3 separate regions of the Mus musculus genome follow, and all the other regions are linked to region 1. The links are chromatin contacts, found by Hi-C or POLR2A ChIA-PET in ENCODE. All regions are on one chromosome and are shown on one strand. The core of a region is the stretch at or near the end of the contact, and the rest is flanking DNA. Distances in the headings are between cores, read along the strand shown.

Evidence for each region. A loop is a pair of places that touch in the nucleus more often than their neighbours do. ChIA-PET counts read pairs that join two places held with the same protein, here RNA polymerase II (POLR2A).
Region 2: POLR2A ChIA-PET joins it to region 1 with 19 read pairs in Patski. The contact joins the promoter of Vangl2 here to the promoter of Copa in region 1. POLR2A ChIA-PET finds 5 or more read pairs at or near these places in 2 of 5 experiments (Patski and embryonic stem cell).
Region 3: a map of heart shows a loop between it and region 1 (2.1-fold over the local background). The contact joins the promoter of Pex19 here to the promoter of Copa in region 1. A Hi-C loop is called at or near these places in 2 of 37 maps with a recorded cell type or tissue (T-helper 2 cell and heart). POLR2A ChIA-PET finds 5 or more read pairs at or near these places in 3 of 5 experiments (Patski and embryonic stem cell).

Annotation. Positions count from the first base shown.
Region 1 is chr1:172,080,398-172,084,483 of GRCm38, forward strand. It overlaps Copa (coatomer protein complex subunit alpha), which reads left to right and starts at 2,132. Exons shown (of 33, transcript NM_009938.4): 1 at 2,132-2,552. The coding sequence starts at 2,513. Ncstn (nicastrin) reads right to left here and starts at 2,352. Exons shown (of 17, transcript NM_021607.3): 1 at 2,204-2,352; 2 at 815-919. The coding sequence starts at 2,285.
Region 2 is chr1:172,025,277-172,029,362 of GRCm38, forward strand. It overlaps Vangl2 (VANGL planar cell polarity 2), which reads right to left and starts at 2,019. Exons shown (of 8, transcript NM_033509.4): 1 at 1,722-2,019.
Region 3 is chr1:172,124,360-172,128,445 of GRCm38, forward strand. Pex19 (peroxisomal biogenesis factor 19) reads left to right here and starts at 2,396. Exons shown (of 8, transcript NM_023041.3): 1 at 2,396-2,489. The coding sequence starts at 2,420.

The sequences.
Region 1 (4,086 bases), core at 882-3,381:
AGTGATGACTTGACCCCATAGACTACGAGACTTCTTTTACCTTAGAGAACTCTATGGTAAGATAGCTGAGAATCCCACCAGGTTCAGATCTGTACTGGCTGGTTTTATGTGTCAACTTGACACAGGCTGGGGTTATCACAGAGAAAGGAGCTTCAGTTGGAGAAGTGCCTCCATGAGATCCAGCTGTGGGGTATTTTCTCAATTAGTGATCAAGGGGGAAAGGCCCCTTGTGGGTGGGACCATCTCTGCGCTGACAGTCTTGGGTTCTATAAGAGAGCAGGCTGAGCAAGCCAGGGGAAGCAATCCAGTAAGTAACAATCCTCCATTGCCTCTGCATCAGCTCCTGCTTCCTGACCTGCTTGAGTTCCAGTCCTGACTTCCTTTGGTGATGAACAGCAATGTGGAAAGTGTAAGCTGAATAAACCCTTTCCTCCCCAACTTGCTTCTTGGTCATGATGTTTTGTCCAGGAATAGAAACCCTGACAAAGACAAGATCCTAGTTTGATTTCTTACTAGCATGATCCTGCTGGGAAAGTTAATCCATTTTTCTCAAGTTTTAGTTTCATCATTTGTACAGTGTTAATAACAAGGATTGTTGCAGAGGCAAAAATAAAATGCACACTTTAAAAGAGCATTTACTAAGTTTCAGCTCTTATTAATTATCTTGCCTGGTTTGACAGATGATAATCACCTTCTATACATACACTGTAATTTGAATGCCAAGACTCCTAAGCAGGATATGAGTATTTCTGAGTATCCAGGATACAAACTGAATTATTAATGACCACAAATACAAATTCCAATTCCAACTTACACTGGCAGCCAATCTGATGAGTGGCGTTGAGCAGGCGGACACAAGGAGCTGTTTTATTTAAGGGAATGTAGATTTTCCTCTCCACTGAGTTTCCCCCACACAATCCTGATCAGAAGATAAACAGTATTAGGAAAAAGTGAAAGATAATTTGGTATTAGCCTCTATCATCATCAGCTCGATTCATGGTTTCAGTAAAGCATTCACGATCATACTGTCTAACACAAGATTAATGATCATTCTTTTCACTTCTTGGCCACATTATTGGAACATAAGTATTGTAAAGAGGACCTAGCTGTGTATTTTAGAAAGTTATTAGACTCCATGATGATCGATTAATTATAAAGCTAAAAGGTGATTGTCAAAAGTCTTTGACTTCAGATGTGCCGGCGTCAAGTTTCAGGGCTAAACAAGTCTGCTTCTTTTAGCTTGCCTGTACATTACTAATTAGTTATCAAAAGAGCTCTGGTCTAAGAATATAGATTGCCAAAACCAAACAAAGAAAAGCACTAACAACAAAAACCACCTAAGAATCTGAACAGACCTAGGAGAAGAAACGTTATGCCACACACCTGGTCAGTTAATGAAATATCAGACCATTTGCCCACACACCTAGAGTATGGGACAGCTACAGTTCCTCCCTTGAAGCTAATCAAAAGCAATGTGAATGTTGAGAAAGACGGAGTCATGGCTATACAAGGAAATGGCTGCATTTCAGGGCTTACCTAGAAAGATATATATATATATCTTTGCTTAACTCTTAGTTGAACACACTATAAATAATTACAGGTGTGTTACTGATTGTACTTCATAATTTAAAGATCACTAAATAGACATTAGATTGGAAAAAAAGAAAATATTCATATACATTAAACGTCTAAGATTCCTTGAATCATTACTTCCCTCTTAACAGTTTAAAGCAGCTAAGCTAACGTTAGCCTCACTTTAGTAAGCTAAGAAAACAAGGAACACAAATTTAGGCTAGAACCAACAGGAGGAAACGGGGGCTCTCATTTTTTCAACGTCGCACAAAGACCACGAAACGAGACTGTTTTGATCTCAAACATACTAAACCGGAGGAAGGGGGCTGAGCTTTTCACACCTGTCCCTTTTGATGGCTGATGGGGTGGCTGGGCTTTAAACAGAGAACGAGGCATGCGAGAAAGGTTGAAGAGAATCAGGCTGGAAACCCAGAAAAGGGCTGGAGAGAACTAAGGAAATGCAGGTCCAGGCAAAGGAGGAACTTATGTCATGGGAACGAAAGACAAGAAGGATTTCCAGGGCGGGGGACAGAGGGGCAATCGGAACCAGAAGGGCATTGCCTGCACTAGCGATGGGCCGTTCCGGACGGCTCCTCTTAAAGACCAGAGCTCCGGGGTGGGGTGACCTCACCTGCCAGTACCACGGAAAAAGACAGAAGAAGAAGACCCCGACTTCCTGGGTCAGGCCCAGAGCCGCCCCTAGTCGTAGCCATCTTGCCTCTCCGCTGGGCGGAAGCCTCAGGTCCCTTCCAGACTCGTAGCGGCCTCTCTAGGCTTCCGCTAGCATCGTCTCTGTGGCCCAGCGCTCCAGAGACCGGAAGTCCTTGTCCGAGGAGCTTCCGGGAGCCGCGACCCGGGAGTAGCTGACGTGGAAGCCTTGGGAGTGCCACCGGGAGCGGCGGGACCCGCTAACCTGACCTAGGAGCCCGAGGCCTGAAGGATGCTAACCAAATTCGAGACGAAGAGCGCGCGGGTCAAAGGTAGTGGAGAAGAAACGGGAACAGCGGAGGTTGGGTGTTGGGGGTAGTGGTGCTGTCACTAAGGCAGGACTCGCTGACCGCGTCGGGCCTCCTGGAAGAACCCGGAGGAATAACCGAGGGAGCGGCTTAGGGTTAGTGGAGTAGTCTGCAGTCCGTGCTGCTTCGTATGTCCTGGAACTTATCGTGTCGTGGCTCGTTAACCTTAGGCCGGCTCCCTACTCCTTCCAGCCACCTCTTCTGGGGGGGTGTGCCAGCCCTTTCTGTTCTTAAGGCCTTATGACTTGGATGCTTTCTGATAACCAGGTTGTATGGAGTGTTTCTGGGGTTTGAGTCTCAGCTTCTGTCACTGGCTACTCCAGTAGCCCGTCTGCTCCATTTCCATGTCCAGTGCTTCCGCTGGACTATTTATTTATTTATTTATTTTTGGCCTATTTGGAGTGAGAGAATGGAGGCCTACTGCCCCACCAGGTCCCGAGCCTGGGTAAGATTGTCCGGTGAAATACAGATGCTTTGTGTTAGATTTGAATACCAGGTAAACAGCTAAATTTTTGGTGATAAGTCTTGAAAGACAAAGGCCTGAGATCACACTCTTTGAAAATGTCGATATTAGAAAAATTAAGTCTATGGAAATCTGATAAAAAATATATCTGGACTATTTCATGATATGCATTATAGTGAAGTGGTTCAGAATTTGTTTATTGGAGTCAGTCAGACTTGCTTAGGAATTCTGAAACGTCTACTAACAAGCCGCCTTAAGGTGTCTCCTTACTATCTCTAAATCTCTATATTCTTATCTTTAAAAATAAGGATAGTTAACACTTTCTTATAAAGAGAATTAAAATGAGAAAGTACATTAACTGTGTTTATAATAGTGCCTGGCAAGACTTAGTAATTCAGAAACTGGAGGTTCTTTAATGGAGGCTATATTCTGGGCAGTTTCTAAGTGTCATGGGAAATTTGATTATAAAGGGTGCCAGTAAGAATTCTTAGTACCACCAGGGTTACATAGAGAGACCTTATCTCGAAATGGCAAAAAAAGAAGAAGAGAAAAGAATTATCATGTGTGGTGCCAGTCATGGTGGCTTTAATTGCAGCACTCAGGAGCCAGATGCAGGTGGATCTCTGTGAGTTGGAGGCTAGCCTGGTCAACGTATCGAGCGGCAGGCCAATCAAAGCTACACTGAGACACACTGAGATCCTATTCTAAAAAAAAAGGTTCTAGGGCTGAAGAGTTGGCCCAATTAAGATTTACTGTCTGTTCAGAGGACATGAGTTTGGTTCCCCATTCAGCAGCTCACATCCACCTGTAATTCCAGCTCCAGGTGACCTGACCCCTCTTCTGGGCTCTGTGGGCACCTGAACTCACCTGTGCATGTACTTAATAAAAAGAACAAACACAAACGAGTCTCTGGTATTTGAGTAGTTGAAATGAGTCTTCATTTTCTATGAGCTCTTTTCAGATTTCTTCTTGTGCACTAGAAAGGCATTAGGGAAATCAGTATTTGAGAGTTCATTAAGATCGCTGAATCAGTTA
Region 2 (4,086 bases), core at 769-3,268, 55 kb before region 1:
TACCGCTCCCTGCCAGGCCTCATGCCTTGGTGTATGCCGCTTCTAGCCTCCAGCCCACACCCCTCAGGATCCTAGAGGCAAGGCAGAGTTGGAGGGCTCTGAAGTAGCCACCTTCAAGATGGCTTTCCAAGAGAGCCGTGGCCTCAAAGAGAGTAACTGGGTCAGAGAAGCCAAGCGTATGGCCTCAAAGGGCACTAAAGCCCAGCCTGTGACAGCGAGGAAGGCCACTATTATGTCCTTGACTCCTGAACCCCAAAATTCCTTTAAGACGACTGGGCTCCTCCACCTCCCCAGCCCCCACAACACACACCAGCTCCCAGAAAAGTCCATCTCCCCAAATAAACATCACCTAAGACAACTCACTACTCACTACCCCCCCCCCAATGCACAATCCTCACAGGGGTCTCACACACTCAAGACACTACCCTTGAATCTAGGCAGGGCCATTCAAATCCTGCAGACAGCCTTCCCTGTGGGCTTTCTGCCAGGAAAATCTGCCTGCAGAGACAAGAGGTACCCCCAATACACACTCAAAATACACACTAGCAAAGACGAGCACATATCCACAGCTATCCATCAGTACAGGTTACTCACAAGAGCACAGATTCACACACACACACTCACACCCCTTCCCACCACACAGGTGCATACACACCTACCCCATATATGCCTACCACCCATTCAGCTTTTATAAACCCACCTTCTCTAATACCTGCCCATCTCTTTCCCATAAGCCCCTCTCTCAGCACATACACACACAGACACACACCCCTTCCCTTGAGTATACACACAAATACATACCCAAATACACAGCAGATGTGTGTGGTCAGCTCTCTCTCTCTCTCTCTCTCTCTCACACACACACAGAGAGAGAGAGAGAGAGAGAGAGAGAGAGAGAGAGAGAGAGAGAGAGAGAAACATCTACACATCCAAACCCAGGGCCCACCTGCAGGAACACGCAGTACGTCAAAGCGTATATGCACACACACACACACACACACACACACACACACACACACATACACACACAAAACAAAGAATCATGCATACTGATCCCCCAACCAACCCTTTAAAACTCACTAATGCAGTGCTTAGGACCTTCGATGAGTAAATAGGACAAGGGACAAATATGATGTCGTTGGTTCCCCACACACACCCCAACACACATTCACCAGTATCGCCGCAAGTCCCATCCTTGGGCTACACACACACACTGCTGTGCGGGGCCATCTCTCAAGGATCCACTCTACCCCCTAAACACATACCTGCCCCTTCCTCCCCACACTCCAAAGGTGTGTATGCATCCCTACATACCTTCAGCTTCCAATACCTCCAGCCTCCGATCCTTCCACGGCCTCTCCCACCACCTCCAACACACGCTACCCAATCCCCGGCTTCAATGGGTTCCCTTGGGATCGTTCAGGCGCCCGCCCTGGGCCCCCCGGCCCAGGAAAGTCCCCGGCTCTTAAGGCCTGGGCTCCGCCCCTTCCCCATACGCCCCTTCCCCTCCCCAAAGTTGGGGTTACTCCGCTGTGCAGTGGAGGACAGACCGGAAGGGGGTGCCTCAAGCCCCCCTTCCCCCAGAAGCCATCCTGCTTTCTCCAGGGCCGGGCGCTCCCTGGTCTTTTGCATGGTTTCCTTCTTTTTTCTGTTGCTTTCTTTCTTTCTTTCCTTTTTTTTTTCCGCAAACTTTGCCCGCGCCCCCGCGGCCCGCCACTCACCCGCCACTGCGAACAGCCCGGTGGACTGGGCGCACGCCCCACTCCGCTCCGCGCCTTTGTATCCGCAGCGCACCCGGTCTTTCCGAACTCCGCGCTCCAGAACCGGCAGCGCGGGCGATGGGGGTTGACGAGGGGGGCTCCTGAGGTCGCTCACCCCGGCTCCGTCCCAGACCACTCGCCTGTTTCCCCCTCGAGGCCCCGGGGGCAGGGGGCCGGAGGGGACTGCAGGGCACTCAGGCTCCCATGGCGGGACCCAGAACCAAGCAATCGGGGATCAGGAATCAGATCTGGAGCCGGCGGCGGAGGGGGAGGGGACCAGAGGGGGAGGGGACCAGAAGGGGGCAGGGGGCGGGGAGAGAGCTCCCAGGTGCCGCCTCCCGGCTGTTCCCGCAGCCGCCGCCCCTCCCGCTGCTGCGTCCATTGTCTGCGGCCCGGCTCTTCCCCGAGTCGCGGCACCCCCAGCCCTGCGCCTGGCCATGCCCTGCGCCCTCTGGATCCTGGGAATCCGCTCCTGGCTTCCAGACCTGGCCAGGAAGGTGTGCTCGAAGCTGCCTCGGCTCTTGGCTTTGGTCCAGCCCGCAGCCCCTCTTGGAGCTGTCTTCTTCGACCCCCGATTGAAAACCTTTCCCCTAGGCCCTGATGTTGGCCATATTCTCTTCTTTAGAACCACAAACCTGGTCTCACAAACTCCAGTGGAATCTGAGACGTGGGGAAGATTGGTCCCCTCCGGCCTAGAACTGCGAAAAGGGTCATCCCTGATATTAATTAGTGACAAGAGACAGGCCCCTCTCCCATGTATACGGTATTTCCCTGACACCATACCCCTCCTTCTTCCAAAAATAATTTAATTACTCGGTGTTCTAGCTGTGAGCGAAGACCGCCTAGTCAGACTGGGACGCTCACTCATTAACACGTTTTCCTCCCCTCTGGTTTGAGTGTTGGGATTAATTACAAAGGGAATCCTGCCCTAGGGGAGAGGGGGAGGGGGAGAAGACGAGGGCCCGCGACTTGGGGCACCAGAGGAGAGGGGGGCCTTCTCCCAGGAAGCCTAGAGAGAGAGGAAAAAAAAAAAAAAACCCGGGTGGATGCGGAACTCCAAAACTTTTGGCTAATTTAGCTTTGCAGGTAGGACCCAGGGAATGTAGGCTAGAATAAAATATCTGGCACATTTAGGGCATTTCCAGTTCAGAGCACACTAAGAAACAAACCAGTTAGAGTTGCTAAAGTGCCTAGGAACCCAACAGGGACGAGCCCACCATAAAGTAGCTGTGGGAAGGCCAGGTTGCCCTCGGAGTGAATGAAAGCAAAAGTATTATTACATTATTACATTGCTGCTAGTACTATTTACCTTGTAACCTGCCACTTACCTAGAACAGTGCCGCTTCAAAAGCATCTTCGAACACGTTTCCACACCCCCACCATCTCCACCTTCCAATTCTGATACCTGCCCCTCCCAACCCTGTGATTAAGAAATCCCAGAGAAGGCGACTCCCAGTCTCTGTTCCTTTCTCTAATGGAGTCTTCCCTAAAACTCAGGCACATCTCTGTTATACATTCGAACCAGTCCCCAAATGAGGACAGATTGTCTTTGTCCGCATATGGCTGTTCAAAGGTGAAGAAGCTAAACAAACGCTGCTTCCCTTCAGCTCTGCCCAAACCCTTGTTTCTCTCCAGCCACTGTTCCCGCATATTAGCAAAGAACTTAGCGTTAAGACGACGTGAATGAAATACAGTCATAGTTTCAAGTACCACAGTCTCTGCAAACACAATGACCTTCCTTCACCTACGTCTGTCATGTGCCAGGCACTGGACTGCTCTGGGGGTCCTGTAACCACACCAGGAATGCAAGGAAAGAGCAGAACAGTGGAAGACAGTAAAAGGAGACAGAAAGACCTCAGAGTCCCCTTACCTGTCCAAAGCACACCTCCAGTGTTGAGCACTAGTCTATAACTTGACAGTGTTAGAACTGCCACATTACGTTGCGGGCAGGATCTCTTTTATGTTTAGTGTAAATTATATTCACATTCTGCCAGCTTGTTTCCCAGACCCGGAGACAGGCCCCAAAGAATTGGAAATGAGTTTCTGACGTCAGAATTACAAATGACTTTGTAGAGCGGGCCCCAGCTGAAGTTTGAGATGTAAGTCAAGATGTCACGAACGTACGTACGGGAGACTTCAGGATTGATGTCTGTTAAGTGTGAAACGGGAATACACTCAGTTCTTCCTCTCCTCCCAGAACCAGATGTAATTGAGAAGTTACATCTGCAAGGAGAGTACTGCCTTAAACAGGTGTCTGACATTAAATGTAATCATTCTAGTGCTTCCTATCCAACAACTCTCTGAACAAGCCTCCACTCTCGCCCTT
Region 3 (4,086 bases), core at 1,146-3,645, 44 kb after region 1:
ATTTTAAATCCTTTCCTTTTTCTTTTCTTTTTCTTTCTTTTTTTAAATTAATTTATTTATTTGTAATATGTAAGTACACTGTAGCTGTCTTCAGACACTCAAGAAGAGGGAGTCAGATCTCGTTATGAGCCACCATGTGGTTGCTGGGATTTGAACTCAGGACCTTTGGAAGAGCAATCAGTCGGTGCTCTTAACACTGAGCCATCTCACCAGCCCCTTTCTTTTTTCAACTGATAATATATCCGTGAAGTTCAGACACCAGTCTTTAGACCTTTACTGTCAGGCCAGTGACATGGCGTAGGAAGTAAGGGCACTTGGAGGTCATGACTGACAACCTGAGTTTGATCATGGAGATCCGCATGGTGGGAGGAGAGAACTTGCTCCCCAGGGCAGCACATGACCTCCACACAAGCATCATCGTGTGTAGGCACCATTCCACCTATACACTCACAATTACTGCCCAGTGGTGGTGGCACACGCCTTTAATCCCAGCGCTAGGGAGGCAGAGGCCAACTGATGTCTGAGTATGAGGCAGCCTGGTCTACAGAATGAGTTCTAGGACAACCAGGGCTACACAGAGAAACCCTGTCTCAGAGGAAAAAAAATCAAAACAAACCCAAAAAACTAACTGCCTTGTGTATCTTTTTCCTGAGCCACTCAGTTCCTATTAGTTTTCCCCAAACAGGTAACTACTTACCAGTTTCCTTATGGCCTTCAAAAAGTATATATTTATAAGTATATCACTGTGTTTTTCCCCACCTTCCTTTTATACATGGCAGGAACATAATCTTTTTTTTTTTTTAATTCAAGACATTTTAAAGTTTTATATGTGTGTTGTGTGTTTAGGTTTTCCTCATAGTATCTGGGTTATTTATGCTGATTATCAGCATTGCTGCAATGAGTAAACTGGAACATACATTGTGTGTGTGTGTGGGGGGGGGGGAGTGTGCCTGACTGAGGAGGAAAAGCTGCTCCAAAGAGCACAGGACTTTAGTGTTTTCAGATTTAAGAGTTGCTTTCTTAAATATAATCCTCAAACTAAGACTGCTTTCTCAAAAATGTGTATATTACGGGAATATTTTCTTAAGTTTTATACATTCTTCCTTCAAGGTCAGGCAAGAATCTGGCACAGCAATTCACAGCCATAATTCGGATTCTTGGAAGGTTAAAGCAGAACAATTGGCTAAAGAGCAAGATGCTGTCTCAAAAAAAAAAAAAAAAGATATCATGGTGGTTAAAGAGATGGCTTAGCTGTTTAGAGCAAAGACTGTTCTTGCAGAGGACTCAGGTTAGTTCCCAGCACCCACATCTGGTGGCTGCCAACCACCTATTGCTCTAGCTCCAAAGGGATTTGCCACTTCTTGCCAGCTGAATAGAAAAGAGAGACAGGTGTGGTGGTACACGCATTTAATGCCACCACCCTCGAGGCAGAGTCAAGAGTATTTTTTTCGTTCAAGGCCAGCCTGGTCTACAGAGTTCCAGGAAAGCCAAGGCTACATACAGAACATTCTCGATAAAACAAAAACAAGACAATCCCCCCAACACACAAAGAAAACTGAAAGAAATGATTCAAAGAAAGAATGCTTGTTTTTTAATCTGCTTAAGTAACATCTGTGTTTCCAATTCTATCTCCAGTCAACCTCTACAGGTAGGACCATCCCTGATCCACTTGTAGATTTCACTGTGCTCAGCACGATTGTATACAACAGTAGATGCTCATTATACGCTAAAAATAAATTGGATGATCTTTGTTTATCTGTTTTGTGTATATGTCAAGGAGCATATTCGGAGGTCAGAGCCAGCACATGATAGACATCTCTCCTACCACGTGTGCTTTGAGGATGAAACCAAGGTTGCTTCAATTTGGCAATCCTGTCTCAAGCGAAAAATTGCTCGTTTAATAGCTTCGTATTTTAGCTGAGCCCTGTGCTGTAATCTCTGTCCTTGGGAGGTGGAGACAGTAGGATTAGAAAACCCTGCCTGAAAACAAAACCCAGATTAAAGATTCCAGGTTAAAGATGGGGCAAGCAAAACGCAATAAACCCTCCCACCCCTTCTGACCCGCCCCCACAATACAGCTGGGCCTCATGGGTCAAGTAGTTTGGAAGTGGAGACGGGGAAGGGAGACCCCGATTTCTGGACCAGCTTGAGCAATCTATCTAGTTCAAGGCAAACCGCTGTGGCTCTGTAGCTCCAGTAGCCGAGTGCTTGCTTAATACGTGCAAGAACCTAGGTTTGAGGCCCAACCCAAGAAAAAAAACAAAAACAAAAACAAACCCAGTCTCCTGTCCCTTTAAAAATGGCGGTCCTGCACGGTAGAACGATATTATTGGCTGCTCAAGTCATGGGGGCGGGGTTGGGGCGGGGCATGTGGTGGCGCCAGTGGTTCCACCTCCTACGGCAAGTCGGAGGCAGTAAGATGGCGGCTGCTGAGGAAGGTTGCGGTGTTGGGGTCGAAGACGACCGGGAACTGGAGGAGCTTCTGGAAAGTAAGAGTGCACGATGGGAAAGACCAGAAGTATCGGGGAGAGGATCCATCGTGGGGGTTAGAGGAACTTGAGGTTTCTGAGCGGGGCGGGAGAATCTCTTCAGTGGTCAGCGGGGGAGGTGGTCTGAGTTCGACCCCGGCCCTCTTTATTAGCTGGCTGTGTCCAAACCGCACATCTCCCTGCGAAGGGGAACACTAACCGTAAAGAGCTGTTTCACGAGCCCCTTACAAACTTCTCTTGCTTTCGATTGTCGGATTGTTGTTGAGGCAAGGCTCTCTCACTCGGTATCCCAGGCTGATCTGGAACTCGCGGCAGTCTTTCAGCCTCCGCCACTGGGAGTACAGAGATCACAGGCTGGACCCACCAGGATCGCCTTCTGTAAATTATTAAAATCGCCTCTCCTTTCAGTAGCAGGATTCACAGAACAAAATAATCTTTAAGCTCCAAAGGTCCATATGTCCATGATAGTATCTTTCTTAACCCGAAACGCCTTTTTACCGCACAGTCTTTCCTCATTCTTTTACCAGACCCTTAGTTCTTTCGTGCGAGTAGTCAAAGAAGTCTCCTTTTAAAATTAGTGTGATGTTGAGAGACTGTCTCGTGTAGTTTTAGGCTGACCTCACACTCATTGAGTACTGTAGAGTGGCCCTGAACTTGTGATTTTTCCAGTCCCTTCCTCCGCATTCTCGCATGGCACCACAATGCCTGACATCCCTTATTTATCCTTTGGAGAAAACAAAGTGAGCCAGCCCCAGGGGAAAAGGTCTCCTCTTCCTGAAAAGATGGTGGACCTTCATCTCTTTCTTGGCCTTGCACTCCACTCCCGTTTCCTGCGCCAGTGAGGCCAGTGCCCTTTCCCTAGTCCTGGCAGGCAGAGTGATGGTGACAACACAGGCTTTTCAGGGCAGAGGTGAACCTTTTATCTCTTGCTCAGTCACAGCGATATAAGCAGGTAGAAAATGAACAGATGAAGTGAGGAGTGCCCAGTGACTGGCCTGGCCCAGGCTTACTGCATATGAGGCCAAGGAGGCTATAGGTGCCTGTTAAGGGCGATCTAAATTGGAGCATTATTTAAGAGTTAATACCTTCTTGTCGAATGTATCCTAGTAGTCAGAACGGTGGAAAGCCGGGTGGTATATTCTGTGCTTCCTCAACAGACGATATTAGCTAAGGCCTCAGAGTGAATTCCAAGAAATAAGGCTCTCTCTCCCCTCTTCTTCATGTTAGATGAAATGTGTAGGTTTTTGTTTGTTTGGTTGGTTGGTTTGGTTTTTCAAGGCAGGGTTTCTCTGTGTAGCCTTGGCTGTCCTGGAACTCACTCTGTAGACCAGGCTGGCCTCGAACTCAGAAATCTGCCTGCCTCTGCCTCCTGAGTGCTGGGATTAAAGGCGTGCGCCACCACGACCCAGCAGGGTTTTTTTTTTTTTTTAAGGGAATTTTATAGTGTGCATATAGAGATTTCTTTGCACAGCTTTTATTTAATTCTCTCCTCCTAATTCTGAGATGAACACTGGTTCTGTGTAAAAGGGTTTCCTTCCCAACTGGTCACAACAAACTAGATGGTTCTCAAGGAAGGTGGGAAGCCTATTGGCCAGTA